Regions from separate parts of the Mus musculus genome. Here region 2 is linked to region 1. Evidence: chromatin contacts called from ENCODE Hi-C or POLR2A ChIA-PET data. All regions are on one chromosome and are shown on one strand. The core of a region is the stretch at or near the end of the contact, and the rest is flanking DNA. Distances in the headings are between cores, read along the strand shown.

Region 1 (2,760 bases), core at 221-2,720:
GATCGTCACTAAAGCAATTCACGTCTGTATGAATGCTGCACTTTAATTTGAGACATAAAAATGTACATTATAGCTGGGCGTGGTGGCGCACGCCTTTAATCCCAGCACTTAGGAGGCAGAGGCAGGCGGATTTCTGAGTTCGAGGCCAGCCTGGTCTACAAAGTGAGTTCCAGGACAGCCAGGGCTATACAGAGAAACCCTGTCTTGAAAAACCAAAAATAAATAAATAAATAAATAAATAAATAAATAAAGTACATTATTTTACAATTCTCGACCTAAAAGGGCTTTTATTCATCATCAGTATCATCATTATTTGTTTTCACTCATCATTAGTCATTATTAGTGTGTATGTTGTATGCAAGGCACATTTATGGAGGGCAGAGGATGTGTTTATTTTGATCCTGTGGATGGGACTCAGGTTACTAGGCTCATGTGGCAAGCATCTTTGTCCTTTAGCTCCTAAAAGGCCTTTTCTTTTCTTTTCACACAAACCAGAATGTGTGAAATCTTCCCTCCCCAGCTTGCTTCATTCCTTCCTTCAGGTCTCATGTAGCCAGGGTTGGCCTTGAACTCAGATCTTCCTGCCTCTGGCTCCTGAGTGTAACTGCCACCACACCTAACTGGACTTCTTTCTTATATAATCACAACGTTAAGGAACACATGTGAGTTCTTTCATTAAAAAGAAGAGCCTGGTTTGTGAAATGACCATGACTGTAATACTTTTTCCAATCTCCTAGGGCCACCCACTTGCCTTCGTTTTTTTTTTTTTCTTCAACTCTTACAAAGTTGCTCCAAAGCACTTAACCTAATTTTTTGGGTAATTATAGCTCCCCGTGTCATCAGCTCGTGTTCTTTAAAATTAAATCACATAATTAGAGTGACAGACATCACAGCTATGAGAAGGTTTGGGAGAAACACAGCTGTCTCTCGGTGACACTCGGTTCACTGCAGAGGCAGCCAGCAGTGATGGGGTGTTCTATGTTCTCAGTGATGGTGGCAGGCAGCTATCCAATGAGAGAGGAGAATCCTTATGTGTGAGTGTAGTGGCCTTACAGGTTGAGGCTGGCTACAGATCTACAGTCTGAACCATGTCCCCTCCTAACTCATCCCCAGAGAAGCCTGTGTCTACCCATTTCTGTGCACTGATGGATTTAGGGCCTGGGTCTGCCTGTCCAGACATGCAGAGGTAGGCTATACTCCAAGTTCGGCCAGACTATCAACGTTCAGAATCTTTAAACATTCCCCAAACATTAACCCTGTCTTCTCCTACACCAGCCTCGCGATGAGAGCCGGATCATCCTGCCTGTTTTCATGTAGGAACAAGTTGACCTGCCCCCGAAACCTCCTCAAATCTTGGAAAAAGCCAGGCTGGGTGACGCCAGTCTGGAGGCTGTCAGAAAGCAGAGCTTAACTTCTGCTTTAGTGCCATCAAGTGGTGGGCTTGGAAGTGACACTCTCTGAGAAGAAGCTGGCTGTCATAAAAACAAATGCTACCAATAAGGAGATTTTGGGGCAGTGACTCTTCGTGACACTCAGTGATGGGCGCAGGCCCTAAGCAGCTAGGGTACCAAGAGTGAGCCCAAGTGTCCGCACGGACTGTGATAGAGACGGTCAGCGTGAGCTCTCCGCTCTGGTTGGGGAGGTGCCGATCTGCGGCGGCGGTCTGTGGGGCGTATATGGGCAAACTGCGTCACAGACGACTGTGAGCCTCCATGTGGTTGCTGGGAATTGAACTCAGGACCTCTGGAAGAGCGGTCAGTGCTCTTAACCGCTGAGCCATCTCTCCAGCCCGTAATTTCCCTTCTAGACTCTGCTGTTGTGGAGAGGAGTGTTGCGGAGACTTGTCCTAGCTTCGTTTCTGTTGCTGTGATAAAATATCCTGGCAGAAAGTGGAGAATGCATTTATTTTAGCTCACAGTTCATGGCTACAGTCTATCATAGCAGGGCAGTGATGGAGACAGGAAATTAGTTCATTTCTCATCTACACTCAATGTGGAAATGCTTATCACCCAGCTCAGGTTCTCGCACTTACATAACCCTGGACTCGAGCTCAGGGACTGGTGCTGCACGCTTTCTGGCTGGGTCTTCTCAGGTCAGTTAACATGTCTACGGGGCCAATCTGCTCTACACAGTCTCTCACTGAGATGGTATCAAATTGACAAGCCACCTCTCACAGATATCCTCTGTAGAGGTGGGCTGATTTCACAGAGGGCTGGACATGCCTTTTAGAAGCTACACACTCCAGCACTAGGGTCCTTCGCTTTGTAAACATGAGGTGCCTACTATTTGTTCAATGACTGCGGAACTGGTTCATTTTCTAGGAGTAGATTGTGTTCACGAGCCTTTAAGCAACAGTGGTTGAAGCATATGCTAATATACACTCGATTAGACACATGTATGTAATACTAGAATAAAACACATGTGTGTTGATTGAGCAGTTCACTGTCTGCTCTGTAGGAAATTTTGTTTTAGAAACAAAGAATGCTGGGTAGATGGCAGGGGGACACTGCGGTGGCGCTGGTGTGTGTGCTGTGTGCTGTTTGTGGCAGAATGAAGTGGAGAGATGTGGGCATGTGTGTGCTGTGTGTTTCCCAGCTCTGTTGGGACGTGGCAAACTTGAGTGTGGCATGTGCACTCATGTGTGTGTTTTGTTCACTTACTGGTACCATACAACTAAGCCTGACTTCCCTGCTTTACGAATGTGACCCTGGGCTGGGAACACTCCCACTGCTGGCCAGTGCCGATGACAGACTGACCTAT
Region 2 (2,754 bases), core at 183-2,682, 150 kb before region 1:
TTTCTTTCAAAGACTTAGGTTTTAACGTTTAACACTTATTTAACATTTATTTACATACTTAACTTTTTCATTTAAAAGTTCCAACAAAGCCATTCCTGGCAGTAGACACTGTGATCTCACATTGGGGAGGATGCAGCAAGAGGATTGTAAATTACAAACCAGGACAGGCCTAATCTACAAAGAGAGTTCTAAGCCAGCCAGTGCTACAAAGTGAGACCTTAAAAAAAAAAAAAAAAAGGAAAGAAATAGAAAGAGGCTGGAGAGATGGCTCAGCGGTTAGGAGAACTGACTGCTCTTCTAGAGGTCCTGAGTTCAGTTTCCAGCAACCACATGGTGGCTCACAACCATCTGAAATGAGATCTGATGCTCTCTTCTGGTGTCTCTGAAGAAGGCTACAGTATACTCACATAAATAAATAAATCTTAAAAAAAAAAAAGAAAAGAAAAAAAGTGGGGTGGGGTGGGAGGAGAAGTCAGAGGCCAGCCCTCATCCCTGCATCTGTGCACCAGAGGGAGGGGGGAGGCAGGGAGCCAGGGAGGTAGGGGCCTAAGACAAAGAATTTACTTGAATTCAGTGAAGAGAACCTGCCTGGCTGCCACTGTCTGGACAGTTTTGCTCTCCTGAGATTATGTAACAATACGATCACCATTTGATTTCAGATTTGTTTTGCACATTGTTTGCTGCTGAAATGCTTTGGTTGCATATGTAAAATGTGAAGGAAGACAGGGGAAAAGGAGAGGCTAACCACAGGTCTGAGGACAAGTTATTCCAGGGAGGGGAAGAGGGCAGCTTGGTGGTTGAGTTCATACATGTGAAGCCCTGAGTTCATACAGCCTGGGAAACAATGAGCTGAGAGCTGGAAAGACTGTTCAGTTAGTGTGCAAGCATGTGCAAGCGTGTGCAAGCCTGAAGGCCAGTGTTCAAATCTCCAGAGCCCAAATAAAGCTATGGTAGATCTTGGCATCAGTACCCCCAAAACTCCTAAAGGGAGACGGGAAGCAGACAAGGCAAGCCCATCCTTGAAGCTCATGGGCCAGGGAGTATATGGCACATGCAGCAGCCAGCCAGAAAACCCACCTTAAACAAAGTAGAGGTGAGGACTGCCCGAGGACCTGTCCTCTGACACACACGTGCATGGCACACACAAGACTGAATTCAAAGTTACAAATATATACACACGCAGAATAAGGTCTATAAGAAGTGTTAAACCTAGCGTGCTGACCAGTTCTGTTCTGAAGGTTTCTTTTCTTGCTGTGTCCGAGAACCGTACCAGCACAGCAAGTGAGAGATGCCTGGGACCTGCCACATGCTTGCGGGGAACTGAACCTGGGTCCTCTGGAAGGGCAGCTGAGCCATTTCTGCAGCTCTTGTCCTTGACTGTTCAAGGGCTTTGCCTGGGATTACATTCAGAACTTCACAGGATGGCATTGTTATGCTGCTGCTGCCCCCATATGGCAGCTATAGATATTGCACCTGGCTGTTCAGAGTGCAAAAGTCACTTTAACAGTAGAGTCAGAAAGACTTCTATGAGCCGGGCGTGGTGGCGCACGCCTTTAATCCCAGCACTCGGGAGGCAGAGGCAGGCGGATTTCTGAGTTCGAGGCCAGCCTGGTCTACAAAGTGAGCTCCAGGACAGCCAGGGCTATACAGAGAAACCCTGTCTCGAAAAACCAAAAAACCCAAAAAAAAAAAAAAAAAAAAAAAAAAAGACTTCTATGCTCCTAGATAGAAAGTCATCTGGTATTCAGTTACTGGGTTACAAAATGAGTTTAAGCAAATTTTCCTTTAGCATTCTAAATATAATGAGATCTTAGCCTAAATCTTTACTTTCTAGAATGGGAATTGACTTGATTTGATAGCGTGCTCTTTTTCTTTAAGTTCAGTGACTCTCAAAAGGTGGTCTCAGGACCTGTTCCGTATGGCTAAGGACATCCATCACCCTTATGCAGTTATGCAACCTGTGTGAGGTCATGTTTTCTCTATAAATTTCGATTAAGATGACATGTCGTAGTATTTTGAATGTAGAAGCAGATATAAGAATGTATTCTCTTGTTAGGCCAGATATAAAAGAGGTTTTCAAACCTATGCCCACACTCATACACAAATAAGTGAATAAATACTTTTAATGAGACCCTTATATTTTTTATAGCTATACTGTATCCTATTAGACTTTCGGATCTGTGAGAGCGTCTCCTGTTTGTCACTGTATAATAGAACCATGGAAATATCCTAACAGACTATAGAAAGATGCTCGGAGAACACTTCTGAATTGATACATATATTAGTTTGAAGATTTATTTTATATGTCTAGGCATTTTGCCTACACATGCATGTCTGTATTCCACATGCATTTGGCCTATACATGCATGTCTGTGCACCACATGCATGCTTGGTGTTTGCAGAAATTAGAAAAGGGCGTTGGAGCCTCTGGAACTATAGTTAACAGATAGGCCGAAATCAGCCAGGCAGGTGCTGGGAAGTGAACCCAGGTCCTCTGTAGCCACAGACAGTGTATGAGTGCTGAACCAGCTCTTCAGGATCCATGTTTATCTGTTTTACCTTGCTTTTAGAGATCACTGTGAGTGGGAGTAGGGTGTGCTTTAGTGTGTGTGTGAGGGCCAGAAGATGACCATCTGGTGTCAGGTCTCTTTCCCATGGGGCACTATGCTACCAGTACCCTCAGGAATAGACCCTAGGGGGAAAAGAAAGACAGAGAGGAAGGGCTGTGCTAGAACCTGGGTGAGAGCAGACTCC

What was found. A loop is a pair of places that touch in the nucleus more often than their neighbours do. ChIA-PET counts read pairs that join two places held with the same protein, here RNA polymerase II (POLR2A).
Region 2: a loop to region 1 is called in a map of T-helper 1 cell, with 2.7 times the contacts of the local background. The contact joins two enhancer-like sites. A Hi-C loop is called at or near these places in 1 of 37 maps with a recorded cell type or tissue (T-helper 1 cell). POLR2A ChIA-PET finds 5 or more read pairs at or near these places in 2 of 5 experiments (Patski and embryonic stem cell).

The regions. Positions count from the first base shown.
Region 1 is chr3:152,109,906-152,112,665 of GRCm38, reverse strand. All of the region lies in intron 3 of Gipc2 (GIPC PDZ domain containing family, member 2), which reads left to right. Among named protein-coding and RNA genes, the nearest start is that of Gm40179, 4.1 kb to the right of the region's middle. Within about 2 kb of position 1,470, at least 1 of the 3 ENCODE cell types and tissues checked has a DNase peak (open chromatin) inside an H3K27ac peak, as active enhancers do.
Region 2 is chr3:152,258,334-152,261,087 of GRCm38, reverse strand. All of the region lies in intron 1 of Nexn (nexilin), which reads left to right. Among named protein-coding and RNA genes, the nearest start is that of Nexn, 6.1 kb to the left of the region's middle. Within about 2 kb of position 1,432, at least 1 of the 3 ENCODE cell types and tissues checked has a DNase peak (open chromatin) inside an H3K27ac peak, as active enhancers do.